Regions from separate parts of the Homo sapiens genome. Here region 1 is linked to region 2. Evidence: chromatin loops called from intact Hi-C (ENCODE). Cell type or tissue: endothelial cell of umbilical vein. All regions are shown on one strand. Links, peaks and the distances in the headings refer to the core of each region. The heading gives the core; the rest is flanking DNA.

What was found. Hi-C counts contacts between places; a loop is a spot of excess contacts. Peaks named below come from ENCODE experiments on the same cell type or tissue, not always from the same donor. Only the 100,000 strongest peaks of a DNase experiment are listed, where the experiment ranks them.
Region 1: it touches region 2 in a loop (4-fold over the local background); 2 of 110 quality-filtered maps call a loop at or near these places.

Annotation. Positions count from the first base shown.
Region 1 is chrX:30,304,534-30,312,170 of GRCh38, reverse strand. NR0B1 (nuclear receptor subfamily 0 group B member 1) reads left to right here and starts at 2,781. Exons shown (of 2, transcript NM_000475.5): 1 at 2,781-3,975; 2 at 7,348-7,637. The coding sequence starts at 2,808. The coding sequence ends at 7,592. RefSeq lists a cis regulatory region at 1,213-1,566, promoters at 2,488-2,807, 1,225-2,807 and an enhancer at 3,072-3,572. In endothelial cell of umbilical vein, for the core only: CTCF peaks have their summits at 3,534 (motif pointing left) and 3,737 (motif pointing right); no DNase peak of the experiment used is centred there; H3K4me3 peaks cover 215 bases; H3K27me3 peaks cover 1,008 bases.
Region 2 is chrX:30,138,700-30,146,336 of GRCh38, reverse strand. No RefSeq gene overlaps it. Among named protein-coding and RNA genes, the nearest start is that of MAGEB2, 73 kb to the left of the region's middle. RefSeq lists an enhancer at 651-945. In endothelial cell of umbilical vein, for the core only: no CTCF peak of the experiment used is centred there; no DNase peak of the experiment used is centred there.

The DNA.
Region 1 (7,637 bases), core at 1,514-6,513, 170 kb before region 2:
GTCAGGTGTTGGGAGGAAAAGGAAATCGTGACTAGCTCTGGCAACATAAGGTAGGGACAAAGGTCGGCTGGGTTTTTCAGCTAGGCTGGTTGGTGGGTTCATTAAGCCACTGATCTCAGTGCCTGTGTGGCACTTGAGGGATGAGGCTGTATGGCGAGTGAAGACTGCCACAATACTGCTAAAGCAGTAACGACGATACCCCAAACAGTAGCTTGAATACTGGAAATGGCAAATAATGAAATAGCCCATGAAACAATATTGCCAACACACAATTGTGTGAACCAGGTGACCCATCCAGTGTTTAGAGTCTGGGCCAAGAAATGTGGACACACAAAGAAAGTAGGATAAAATCTTCTGGGTGGAAATTGTGTGTGTGTGAGGCTTCCCTAGGAGAGACAGAACTGTGGCAGTGCTGGTACAGGAACACCTCCTAACTCTGAAGTTATTCTGCGTTGTCCTAAAATGGTTGATACATCCACCACTTGACACATAACAAACATTATTATAAACACTTTACACAAATTAACTCATGTATAAAGATTACCTCACAGACGCTGTTGTGCATGTTTGACAAATGAAGAAACTGAGGCACAAACAGCTTAAGTAACTTTCCTGTGATAGGCTGAATAGTGTCCAAAGATGTCCATGTCCTAACCTTTAGAACCTGTGCATTTGTTAACTTATAGAATGAAAAGGCCTTTGCATATGTGATCAAGTTAAGAATTTTTGGATAGAGATATTATCTTGGATTATCTGAGTGGGTCCATTATAGTCACAAAGATTCTTACAAGAATCAGAGAAGGAGATGGAAGCAGAGGCCAGAGTTATGTGATCAGATATTAAGGAGCTTAGGCAGCTTCAAGAAGCTAGAATAAGCAAGGAAATAGATTCTGTCCTAGAACTTCCAGAAGAAATGTCACCTTGACTTTAGCTCAGTGAAACTGATTTCAGACTTCTGGCTTCCAGAATTATAACATAAAAAATTCGTGTTGTTTGTGTTGACTTAAGCCACTACATTTGTGGTAAGTAAAGCAGCGACAAAGAAACTAACACATTGCCCAAGGTTATGATGCTACAAAGTGGCAGGGCCAGGATTAAAACTGAGGCAATCTAGTGCTAGTTCCAGGGATTTAACCACTGTGCTATTTAGGGCCTCTCACAGGCAGAATGAAATTTAACGCTGCAAGCAAAATGGGGGTCTCCTAGGTTTTCCTCTTATGCTGAGAATTCCAGGTCCTGGAGAAGAAGAAAAAGAGAAAGAAAGAGAGAGAGAGAAGGAGTGAGAGAGGGAGGGAGGGAGGGAGGGAGGGAGGAAGGAAGGAAGGAAGGAAGGAAGGAAAGGAAGGAAGGAAGGAAGGAAGGAAGGAAAGGAAGGAAGGAAGGAAGGAAGGAAGGAAGGAAGGAAGGAAGGAAAAGAAACAGCAAAAAAAGAAAGAGGGAGGATGGGAGGGAGGGAAAAAGTAAAAATGATTCTGTATCAGCTGGTATATACCAACACCCTTCCCTGCCCCATGTCTTCACAGCTGTGTGGCAAGTGAAGACTAATGGATCCAGGCTTCCTGATGCTTCTATTTATCATTATTCACTTAGGAAGGGTGGGAAAAGAAATACTAATTACACACTTACCAATGGAATACTTTTACAAGGATCAAAATTTCTCACTGCGGCCATGAAAAAGAATGAGAGCTGGCGGCCATCATGCTTAGCAAAGTAATGCAGGAACAGAAAACCAAATATCACATGTTCTCACTTGCAAGTGGGAGCTAAATAAAGAGATCACCTGGACACTAGGAGGGGAACAACAGACACTGGAACCTACTTGAAGGTGGAGGGTGGGAAGAGGGAGAGAATGAGAAAAAATACCTATTGGATACTATTACCTGGGTGATGAAATAATCTGTACACCAAACCCCCACGACAAGCAATTCACTTATATAACAAACCCGCACATGTACTCCTGAACCTAAAAGTTAAAAGAAAAAAAAATATATACTAAAATGAAAACAATTCTCACTGTAACAATATTATCCCCTCGTAATTATTATATTCCTAAGTTTTAGGCACTTTTACATCCTGCTCGCTGCCCCCAGCTCTCTTAACACAGCATCCAGGACATAGTGGGCGCTTATAAATACTGATGGCATTAAACTGAGCGCTTATGATAGCATATTTAGAGCAGTGCTTTTCAAACGTCTAGGTGCATGTGAATCCCTGGGGACACCGTTAAAATGCAGATTCAGAGTTAGAAAGTCTGGTTGGAGCCTGAGATTGGGCATTTCCACCGAGTTCCCATATGATGCTTGTCTATGTTCTGTATTTTTCAAGGTCTCAGAAAATGAGACCTCCCTATCCATATACAAATATAAGTCACACAAACTGTGATAATTTAATGAAAGTTTACAAAGAGCATAGAAGTAGATGTTTCCTCTTTTCCCCTGCCCTCCCAATAAAGGGAACAAATTAGATGCGAGGGTTCAATGGAAAGAGTTGCAACAGCATCCAGGCGCTCGCTCTCCTCCGGTCTTCCTGAGACAGGGAAAGGGGTAATGAGAGGAAGGAGGAAAGTGTCCAGGAGCTCCCACGCTGCTGTTCTTCCATTTCCAGCTTTTAAAGAGCACCCGCCCCTTCGAACCACCGAGGTCATGGGCGAACACACCGGAGCGCAGCACCGCGCCCCCCCGCACACACCGCCCGCCTCCGCGCCCTTGCCCAGACCGAGGCGGCCGACGCGCCTGCGTGCGCGCTAGGTATAAATAGGTCCCAGGAGGCAGCCACTGGGCAGAACTGGGCTACGGGCGCCGCGGGCCATGGCGGGCGAGAACCACCAGTGGCAGGGCAGCATCCTCTACAACATGCTTATGAGCGCGAAGCAAACGCGCGCGGCTCCTGAGGCTCCAGAGACGCGGCTGGTGGATCAGTGCTGGGGCTGTTCGTGCGGCGATGAGCCCGGGGTGGGCAGAGAGGGGCTGCTGGGCGGGCGGAACGTGGCGCTCCTGTACCGCTGCTGCTTTTGCGGTAAAGACCACCCACGGCAGGGCAGCATCCTCTACAGCATGCTGACGAGCGCAAAGCAAACGTACGCGGCACCGAAGGCGCCCGAGGCGACGCTGGGTCCGTGCTGGGGCTGTTCGTGCGGCTCTGATCCCGGGGTGGGCAGAGCGGGGCTTCCGGGTGGGCGGCCCGTGGCACTCCTGTACCGCTGCTGCTTTTGTGGTGAAGACCACCCGCGGCAGGGCAGCATCCTCTACAGCTTGCTCACTAGCTCAAAGCAAACGCACGTGGCTCCGGCAGCGCCCGAGGCACGGCCAGGGGGCGCGTGGTGGGACCGCTCCTACTTCGCGCAGAGGCCAGGGGGTAAAGAGGCGCTACCAGGCGGGCGGGCCACGGCGCTTCTGTACCGCTGCTGCTTTTGCGGTGAAGACCACCCGCAGCAGGGCAGCACCCTCTACTGCGTGCCCACGAGCACAAATCAAGCGCAGGCGGCTCCGGAGGAGCGGCCGAGGGCCCCCTGGTGGGACACCTCCTCTGGTGCGCTGCGGCCGGTGGCGCTCAAGAGTCCACAGGTGGTCTGCGAGGCAGCCTCAGCGGGCCTGTTGAAGACGCTGCGCTTCGTCAAGTACTTGCCCTGCTTCCAGGTGCTGCCCCTGGACCAGCAGCTGGTGCTGGTGCGCAACTGCTGGGCGTCCCTGCTCATGCTTGAGCTGGCCCAGGACCGCTTGCAGTTCGAGACTGTGGAAGTCTCGGAGCCCAGCATGCTGCAGAAGATCCTCACCACCAGGCGGCGGGAGACCGGGGGCAACGAGCCACTGCCCGTGCCCACGCTGCAGCACCATTTGGCACCGCCGGCGGAGGCCAGGAAGGTGCCCTCCGCCTCCCAGGTCCAAGCCATCAAGTGCTTTCTTTCCAAATGCTGGAGTCTGAACATCAGTACCAAGGAGTACGCCTACCTCAAGGGGACCGTGCTCTTTAACCCGGGTAAGGGTACTGGCCTTAGGCGCCGGCTTTTCCCAGCTCACAAAAGCATCGGGCAGTGCCTATCTAGGGGCGCGGGCAGTAACGAGTTTTCAGTGATCAGGAGAGTGTCGGGGCAAAGGTGAAGAAATCGTGACTAACTCAGCAGAGTTGGGGTGGGGAGCTCCAGGAACCACTTCTGCTGGGTGGGCTGCTATCAGAAACTCAGCCAAGAGGAGGGGAGTTGTTTGTTTAGGTTTGTACTTGGCTCTCTACACATTTCTTACCATAGAAAAGTTTGTGCCTTCATGGGAAATGGTTATTCTTTCTTCTTTAGCTTTCTTTTAAGTCCAGAGCATATCTTTTTCTAAAAAAAGTTTTTGCTCACTGAAGATTCTGCAACATCGATTTCTGAAACCCCATTCTGAAATTTACTAGAACCTTTTTTGGGGGGAGGAAATCTATTAAGGCTAGCAAAAAAGGAAACATTTGTTAAAGGGTCCCATAGAGAGACTATTCCCTAGGGACACACAAGACACTAGATGTAGTGTTTCATGGGCCTGCCTCTGAATGGTTATTTGTATGGTCCTAAGCATCTGGACTATCCCTTCCTCCAAATCTCTGTGAATAATATCAGGTTGGCAAAGGGATAGGGAAAAAAGACACATTAGGGACTGAGAGCAGGAGCACTGTATTTTAGAATTCAAAGAGACTTTAGAGACCTGCTAATCAACCCCCTTTGCTCTGTAGCCTCCCCCCACCCCATTTTACTGAGTAGGTAGATGTGTCCCAAGGTCCCAAGTAAATGGTTGGTGTGTTGTGGCACCTGAGGGTCCTGTCTTCTGGGCCCAGTGGGATATTGGCTGCACTAAACTTTCAGGTTGTCTGTTGGGTGCTGGACACACTGTCCCACAGAGTGCAACCAAATCACTGGAGGAACGTCTCCCTGGACAGCCAGGCACCTTGTCTTGGGTGTTTCTCACTATTAGAATCATCTTCAACCAGCGTCCTTTCAAAATGATTGAAGTGGGAACAAAATTTTCCAGGCAACTTGAGTTGGGATAGTTTTTATAATGCTCCTTTTGTATCTTTTTTCCCTGGTGCTGGAATCTCTGATTAAGTCCCTGCCCCCTGCCTAGCATTTTTGAGGGTGCATAGATCAGTATTTGGTGGGATAATAATTTGTTCAAACCTCACGTTTCATGACGTAGAGACCTCAGCTCACCCCAGTGTCTATTATATGTTACCTTTTTGCTTATACCATTGTTTTCCAAACTTGCCTGTGCATAAGAAGTACTTGTGTGTGTGTGGTTGGGGGTGGGAGGGAGTAGATAAAAGTCTTTCTAGGCTCCTGCCTTATATATTCTGATTCAGTAGCTCTGGCCCAGGGTCTGCAAATCTGCATTCATAATAAGTGTCGCAGATGATTCTTAAGATTATTTGGAAAACAGTCTTCTTATTCCTTCAGCCAGTGTTACTAATCATCCACTATGTTCCTCGTCCTGTTGGGATATAAAGGTGAGAGGGGCTCAGCTTCCAGAAATTTACATTCCATTAGTTTCAGTATCAACAGTTTCCCTTGACTCTGTTTTATATACTTTTAACACACACACACACACACACACACACACACACACACACATTCTTCCTTATTCTTGATTGACTTTTCCTAATCCTCTCTCAATATGAGTTTAACCAGCTAAGCTGAGTGTGTTTGAAACACAAATGTACCTATATTTGGGAGAAAGGTAATGCCTATTAAGAGTGTGGCCTCTCTTTGCTGTTTATCCTTTGTATGTCCCATATATAAATTTAAATACATTATATATATAGGTTCAAACTTAAGGAGATATAAAACTGTGGAGTCCATTTGCATTTTCTCTTCCCTGACCTTATTTTGAAGGCCAGTTTGTGTGTCTCTGTGTGGGGGGGAACCACTTGGGTGGGGAGAAGGTGGAGGGGTATATTGTGAACACAGAGAAAAGTAATGTGGCATACACAAGATGAAGTTTTCACAAGCCATGAATCTAGACCTAGAGAAGCTTCAGATTTCTGGTGGAGTTTCATGCAAGCCTCTTCCTACTTTCATCGATGGAATTCAAACACAACAAAATTGGGTCTTAAGCCTGGATCTCAAGCTGTAGATAGAAGGGGATGATAATGTGTGGACTAGAGTAATCAGAACTGGAATATGGATTAAAATGGTTGCTTTATTTTTGTTCTTATTTATGAGATTTGATATTCGCCCATAATAGGAGTGCCTCTCGCTTATTACCATTATTATTTTTTTAAAGAACACTGGTTCTGCTGCTCTGTGATGATTGGCATGGTGCTTTTAAAATACTTTTCTGTTGAATTTTTTAGGAAAAGGGAAGGAAAATGATTGCAATCATCATTAACATCATTTAAACCAAGTGGTCAACTGCTAATTACTTGAATACAAGTTAAAGAACTTTGCAACGATATTATCATCATGGAAGATCAAAGGACCTTCAAAAGCAGCCTCCTCTTATTACTTTCCTTATAAAAACTTACATCCACTTAAACTTTCCTGCATTTATTTCTTTCACTTTTACTTCGGTATCACACTATACTGCAAAAGGTCATGTGTTTTCTATTACAAAAGTTATTCTTGAATCATGGTACAATTCGTGATGTTTTCATGTTTACTTTTTAAACTTTTAATGACTATAAGAATTTTCAAAAACTTCTTACTTTAATATTTTTGAAAAGAGCCTTTTTGAACACTCATTAGAATCATTCTTTTATTTTTTTCAAAATCTTCCCCAATACAGAAATCATGGTGCAATGAGCTAAGTGGCCAGTGTTAGCTTTCAAATTATTCGGGCCTCTAGACTAATATTGGCCTGCAGGCAAATAGGTAAAATGAAACTGTGCGTCAAAGTTTGTGGCTGTGAAGTTTACCACCATTGGCTGAACGATCAGTGTAATGATGGAAAGTTCAAAGAAGAATGGTAAAAACATTTGTCTCATGGCAACACTTCTTGTTTATCATGGCTTGTTTCTCATAGGTAAAGTGCCCACCTCTTGAAATATCATGAACTTCTTCATATTTGCATAGAAAGTGAACTGGAGTGATGATTCATTAAACCGTATTCTACTGTCATATTAAATTGTGTGCGTTTGTTGGCTCATGGCCAGTGTATTTGCAAACGTGTGCATAGAAACATAGTAAATATTAAGTAAGATCACATGATGTTTCATTCTTGGACACGTTGCTTCTGAAAACGTAGACTGGTTTGGCCTTTTACCCTTTTAACCGGGAAGCTTTGGGTCTTGTTTAATTGGGATGAAACAGAAATGGCTATTTTTAAAAAGCTAGCAAAGGACTCTGTGGTGAGCTGTTTTATAACAAAGAGATTTTTCTCCCTCCAGACGTGCCGGGCCTGCAGTGCGTGAAGTACATTCAGGGACTCCAGTGGGGAACTCAGCAAATACTCAGTGAACACACCAGGATGACGCACCAAGGGCCCCATGACAGATTCATCGAACTTAATAGTACCCTTTTCCTGCTGAGATTCATCAATGCCAATGTCATTGCTGAACTGTTCTTCAGGCCCATCATCGGCACAGTCAGCATGGATGATATGATGCTGGAAATGCTCTGTACAAAGATATAAAGTCATGTGGGCCACACAAGTGCAGTAGTGCAGTTCACCATGAGG
Region 2 (7,637 bases), core at 905-5,904:
GGGCTGACTTGGCTAATCTGGACTGAACTTGCTCAGGTATCTGTGGTCAGCTGGATGGATGACTGGTGACTGGTTAGTCCAGGATGGCTTCATTCGTATGTCTGGTTGTTGGACAGAGCAACAGAAGCAGTGTGTCTTTCCTCTCCAGCAGGCTGCCCTGGGCTGCTTCATATGACGGTGTTCAGAGTAGCAAGAAAAGGCAAGCCCCCAATAAGCAAGTGCTTTGCATAACTCTGCTTATGTCATGCCTACTATCCTTTCATTGGCCAAAGCAAGTTACATGGCTGAGCCCAAAGTCAGTGTGGAAGGGACCCAAGGATGTGAATACGTGGAGACTTGAACAAATACTACAACAATCTACTATATACATTACGTGCCAACTAATATTCTAAGCTCTATACAAATAATAACTTATGTAATACCTCAATTAGGTAGAATAAAATGTACTTATTCCACCTTACAGTTGAGGAAAATTCGGCACAAAAAGGTTAAGTAACTTGTCCAAGAAAGGCTACACAGCTGCTAAATAGCAGCATTGTTATTCTAATCCAGTCAGTCTGGTTCTAGATTTCATGCTCAGAATCACAACATACATAGCTGAGGGGTGTTAGGAAAACCTCCTCACTCTCATGTAGAAGACACAGGAAGAGACAGTCCTGCTCTTTCTCTGGACATTATCGTGTGTGGAAGTGAGGCCTGGTGCTGGGGCAGTCATCTTGTCAATACACAGTAGAGTCCAGGGCCAAGAGAACTGTCAACAGCCAGAGTTCTGTGACTCTGTGATAAAGTCCATCCTGTTTCTGGTTATGTGAGATAGTAAAACTCCTTTTTGTATGCATCAGGGTGAGTCAAAACTTTTGATTACTGATTGTGGCAGAGGGTCTACACAGCGGTAAAAAGATTAAACGTTGGGAGATGTTTAGCTTTGCTTTTGTATTAGTTTTCTGTTGCTGCTGTAACAAATTACCACAAACTTAGCAGTTTACAACAACACACATTTATCATCTTCCAGTTCTCTGGGCTTCATGTTCAACACGGATCTCACTGGGCTAAGATCAAGATGTAAGTAAGAACTTCACTCCTCTCTGGAGCCCTGAGGGGAAAATCTGTGTTCTTCCTTTTTCCAGCTTCTAGAGACCATCAGCATTCTTTGTCTTGGGGTTCCCTTCCTCCGTCTTCAAAGTCAGCAAAGGCAGGTTGAGTCATTCTCACATCTGTCTTTCTGACCCTTCTGTCATTGCATCTCTCTCTGACCGCAGCCCATGAAAATTCTCTGCTTTTAGGGACTCATTTGATTAAATTGGGTCCACCAGATACTGGAATGATCTCTATCTTAAGGTCTCTGACAAACCCTTGATCAGATATTTAAGGTCCCTTTTGCCACGTAAGGTAAGATCTCACAGTTTCTGAGAATTAGAACATGGATATTTTGGGAGACCCATTATTCTGCCTACTACAGTTCTCTTGGCAATTGTATTTACTGAGCAATGCATGTATATACTGACACTTTTAATCTTAAAAATATACTTTAAAATTTCTAATCGTGAAGCTAACAGACATTAAATGCATAAAATCTTGAATGCACTAGAAAGCACAAAGGAAATTGTAAAATTATCCATAACCTTCTATCCAGAACTAAGCACAATAGCACTTTGGCATATATCCTTTAGCCTCTGTGCATATATTTTTTGACAAATGGATGCATATTGTATACATCTACACTATCTTCTCTTTTCACTTACCACTAAATTATGAGCATGTAAAAATTGTCTTAATTTGAATGGCTACATAGCATTCCAGCATGTAGACAGAACTGACATGATTTACTTAAGGAATCCTTTATTGCTGGACATTTATACTGCTGCTGAACTTTCACCCTTATCAATAGCAAACATTCTTGCACATATATTTGTACACAAATAGTTGGGCACATTCTTTAAGACTAGAATAAGTAGTGATAACATCTTGGTTTTAGAGTCTGAGTTACTAGAAATGGAATTTTACAAGTTTTAAAGGTCCTTACTGTCATGATTCTCAAAGTAGGGTACTAGAATCACCTGGAATTCTTCTGAAAATGTGGGTTCCTGAGCATGACCTATATATACTTAGACTCTGTGTGACGAGAATTGAGGTTCTGCATTTTTAAACAACCTCCCCATGATTGTTATTTACACTCAGCAATATCTAATTCTACTTCCAACTTTTCCTTTTCCTGAAATCTGTGGACACCTACATGCAATGACAGTTATTTAAATATCATGTCCCCTATAATAACTTGCAAAGCAATCTGGGAAAAAATGTGTGTGATATGAAAGATATGAGAGCCATTTTCTCTGTCCTGTTCTCAAAATTTGTCCAGTTTGTTGCTTAGAGGCTAAATTTTCATAGCTTGCCACCCTCAATCAGAGTGCTTTGCTTTTTTACTTAAGAATGTCTAACAAATGAAAAAGCACATATTAAAATCAGGTTTTTCTGTACACAGATAGCTCATTCTGAGGGATGATTAGAAGCTTCATTGTGTATTGGTTATATACTATATCCTTCTTAAGTACATTATGTTTTTTTTTTTTTTTAATTTTCACAATGGCCCAAAAGAAGTAGCTATTCTCCCCAATCTGCCGATGAAGAGACAAACACATAGGGGGTTAAGTAATGTTCCCAAGGTCTCACAATTCATAAACAGTGAAATACTGAAGTGAAAGTAATGGCACCAGATAGGAACAAGTTGAAAGCATGGAGTCTGTACCACATCTTGTGTTTCTATTCAGGCTTTAAACTTGTTCCTATCTGGTGCCATTAATTTCACTTCAGTATAATCAATATTAAAATAGTAAGAGCTACCACTTTATGGCATGCACTCTCAGTGCTAATCATTATATCCACTAACATTTTATTTGATCCTCGCAGAAAGGCCCTGAGGTATTGTTTTTATAATATCATTTAGGAAACCAAACTCAAAGGAGTCAACTACTTTTTCTGAGGTGGCACAGCTAGCGAATGGCAGAGCTAGAATTCAGCACACATCTCTCTTACTCTAAACCCCAAGGTATTAACCACTGTTTTATTCTAATATTAGATACTATATCATTAAACTAAAACATCTTTGGGACACATGGTGTGTTAGGCAATCATCAGTAAATATTCTTGTTCCACTTAATAGCATAGAAAGAATTAGCAAGAATGGCAGACAGGACTGGTCACAGAAGGGGAAAAAAAAAACTACAGGGGAGGACATGAGTAGAGTTTTGCATGGAAATATTCCTGATACTGATCCCCAAGCAGAAGGTCCTTACTCTGAAGATGCTGCTGAACTCTGGTTCCCCGGTTCAGAAAAACAAGCGCTTTAAAACTGTACTCTGAAGCCAGTTCCCATCCTCACACTGAGGTTTCTAACATCTCAGTCCAACCCCTGGAGATCCGGCTGTCTCAGGCAAACATGCCCTGTGAATTAGCCCTGAATGTGTCATGGAAAGTCTTATGTGAATAACCAAAGCCCTTCAAGTGGAGGTTCAGCCAGAGATGAAGAAGCCACATTCTTGAAATCTGCCATTTATCATGGGAAAAATGGTGCCCAGGCACGGTTAAAGTGCCTTTACTGTCCTTCTCAAAGCAAATGAAAATTCAAAAATCAGTCAGGATATTTAACAAGTACTTTATATGCTATATACAAAATGGAGTATTAGGAGACTCTACTGATTCATGTTTTTTGTGCTAAATCATCTAAAGGAAAGGCAAGACAAGAGCTAAGTGTGAGGAGAATTGAAGAAATGTGTTGTGAAAAAAAGAGCACTAAAAAAACTTATTATTATGTTAGAATGGGATGGAATGGAATGGAGGTAAGGGGCTATAGCTTGCCATAAATGAGTAATTATCACGATGAAAATGTTTTGGAGTCGCCATGTTTTTTTTTTTTTTGCTAATAATTTTTTTTTTGCTATTTATTTTAATAAATGTTATCTAGTTATTGGATGGAATTTTCTTTTTTTTAATTATACTTTAAGTTCTAGGGTACACGTGCACACCGCGCAGGTTTGTTACATATGTATACATGTGCCATGTTAGTGTGCTGCACCCATTAACTTGTCATTTACATTAGGTATATCTCCTAATGCTATCCCTCCCCCCTCCCCTGGAGTCGCCATGTTAGTGAAGACTAAGAACCCAGATTTCAGAGCAGAAGCAGAACTCTGGGGCCACCTAGAGGTACTTCTTAAAAAATCACATGGATTTCAGTTGAGTGTTTTGTTCATTGTACTTCACAGCTTTTGGAGCAATATGTAACTAGTTGGATGAAGCTACTTAAATCAAAGGTTGCATAGAAACCCAGGTTCTCCTATAGGTAAAATTTTCCTTACTATTAAAGTAGTAGAGTTTGGAGTGTTGAAAGGGTTTTCACAAAATTTTTAAAGAAAAGGTTGGTGGCTACTTGTGGTTTTATGGTCTTAGACTAGACCAACTCTGAGAGACCAAAAGCTTCCAAGTAAGTAAAAATGGGTTTCTATGATCTTGAACAAAACTGAAAAATTCAGAAATTTCTCTGAAAATTTCTCTGGAAATAACCCTTCCTATTTTGTCAAGAGGTAGAATATTCTATAGATTGGTGCTAAGCCAAGATTTTCCAACGTGGTTGATGTATTGAGTAAGGAGGTTAGGCCTGAATGATTTCACAGACCATTTGCTACTACAAAACAAAGTTCATGAGAATTACTGGAAAGAATAGCATTCTTTTGATGAAAATCTGCTGATTTGAGGTCTACTTTCAAAATTTTAATACTTCATCCATCCAAAGTAAAATATACATTCTTATCATCCTTGAGATTGATACTATTATTGATGGGAGAGTAATCTAATGGGAAGAAAATTGGCTTCTAGGGACAGTTTTACAAGTATGTATCTTTAGAGTTGTTACTTGGTGTGTCAGTTCACCTGGGTTGGAACTGCATTTCCAATATTTCCTCTCCCTTGTGGCTAGGGTTGGCCCCAAGAGAAACTTACGTGAGATTAAGGAGGTGCAAGTGAGCAGCCTTTATGACCTAAAGGCCAGCGCAGGGCTTCAAGCACTGCTATTGCTCACGCATATCGTTGCCTATCTGCTGGCTCACTTTGTTGGTTCCAGCATCCACCAGGTCTTAACTTGTTCAGCTTCCACCAGGTCGTGCCCTTCAGTTTCTCCAAGACTTGAGCCAAGGATGTGTATAATTCTATGGTAAAGGATACTGTCTCCTTTTTCAGGTTATTTATATTATTAAGGTTGGAGTTAGTGGGAGACAGTTTGTCCTGGTGGGTTCCAGTTTGTTTGCGAAAGTTCTAGTTTGTCTTCTCCCACTCTTTCATCTCAGGTCCAGCTTTGCTTCCTGGTTGCTGATTCTGCTGACCCACAGTGACCTTGGACTCACCACCAGACATGAAAGCAATAGCTTTGCATAGACTTCTTCAATTGCCCAAGGTCTAATACATGGAAGAAAACCATTATTTCATGTTCTGCTTCTTCAATCAAACCCTAACTGATACATTTGATGTTATAGGGCCTCAATTCTATAAATTCTTGAATCTACAAAATGGAACAAGGATACCAAAAGACATCTTAGTTTCCTTCCTCTATTAATTACCAAAACTTTTATCTCTTGTTAAGAGTTCCTATAATAATTTTGACAAAGGTAAAAGTCTTTCAAAACACTATTAATATGTTGTTGCATTCAGTCATTACTATTATACATTGAGAATAATTATTCATTAAGTAAATGGTTACTTTTCTTCTCGTTATGATAATAGCTAACATTTATTGAGTACTTACCATATGGCAGGCACTGTGCTTTATTTACATGGGTTAATATCACTTAATCCTAACAATAACCCTGCAAGGGAGATAATGCTCCATTTCATAGATGAGAAGCAAGGCTTAGGAGGAGGAAGTCAGATGTTCAGTAAATGATAGAGCTTAGATTTAAATTCAAGACACATGAAGCAGAGCCCATGCTCTCATGCTATTTACAGAGAGTAACATTCCTGAAATTATAGTTCCTGTCTTCGAGAAGCTTACCTTATAATAGGAAACACCGGAAGTAAATTCTTATAATTCAATAATGTAATTCTATCATATTTGAGTACACATCAAGACATACAAATCAGACATTGAGGCTTAGAGGAATTAATGTTGGAGTTGAACTATGAATGACAAAGTTGGATTTACTTAGGAAAAAAGGGAAGGAAAAGTATTCTAGGTAGATAAACTGCATAGGAAAAGGCATAGCTATAAGAAGCAGCTTGTCACATACAGGGATATTCTGAAATAATGGCCAGAGACAAAGATGTGAGGGTGAAGGGAGATCGGGGAGAGGCAAGGCCAAAGAGGGAAGAAGGGGCCCCATTTTTGTGTGCTGATCTAAGAATTTTAAATGTTGTCATAATTCTATGTGGAATCATTAAATACTTTTTCAGAGTCAAGGTGGCATAGATTTGCATTTTAGAAGCCTTAAGACTCTGGCAGCAGCATAGAGGATGTTTTGGAGTTGGAGGAGACTGGATACAGGGAAAAGATCAAACTTGGGTAAGGCATGAGGAAATGGGGATGTGGACTGTTTCAAATCGAGGTAGTATTGGCCTGGGGATTGTGTCTTGTCCCTTCTTGACATCTTGACTTTGGTCCAGGCCAGTCTGCAACTGATGGCTGAACCTTCCTTGCTGTTCTGAAACCCATAACTGGAAGTTGGTAAGCATCCCTTGAGATTCCTCAAAAAAACTTTGCTGGTGTCAAAATTGATATGAGAGTGTCATGGTTTGAATGTGTCCCCTCCAAAATTTAGGTGTTGAAACTTAATGGCCAATGTGATAGCAGTAAGAATTGGGGCCCTAAAAGATGATTAGTTCATGAGGGCTCTTCCCTTTATGAATGGGTCAAAGGTCTTAATAAAAGAGGCTTCAACCAGCATTCAGCTCTCACTTGCTCTTCCACCTTCCACTTTGCACCATGTAAATGTCAGAGGTATGTGAACCAGAGCAACTCCATCTTAAATAGTAGCTGGGTAAAATGAGGCTGAAACCTACTGGGCTGCATTCCCAGACGGATAAGGCATTCTAAGTCACAGGATGAGATACGAGGTCAGCACAAAATACAGGTCATAAAGACCTTGCTGATAAAACAGGTTGCAGTGAAGGGGCCAGCCAAAACCCACCAAAACCAAAATGGCGATAAGAGTGACCTCTGGTCATCCTCACTGCTACACTCCCACCAGCGCCATGCCATGGCAACATCAGGAGGTTACCCTATATGGTCTAAAAAGGGGAGACATGAATAATCCGCCCCCTGTTTAGCATATCATCAAGAAATAACCATAAAAATGGGCAACCAGCAGTCTTTGGGGCTACTCTGTCTACGGAGTAGCCATTCTTTTATTCTTTTACTTTCTTAATAAACTTACTTTCACTTTGCACTGCAGACTTGCCCTGAATTTTTTCTTGCATGCGACCCAAGAACCCCCTCTTGGGGTCTGGATCAGGACCCCTTTCCTGTAACATAAGGACAGCATTCCTCCCATCCAGAAGACACAGCAACAAGGAGCCATCTTGGAAGCAGAGATAGCAGCCTTCACCAGACAACCAAACCTGCCAGTGCCTTGATCTTGGGCTTCCTGACTGTA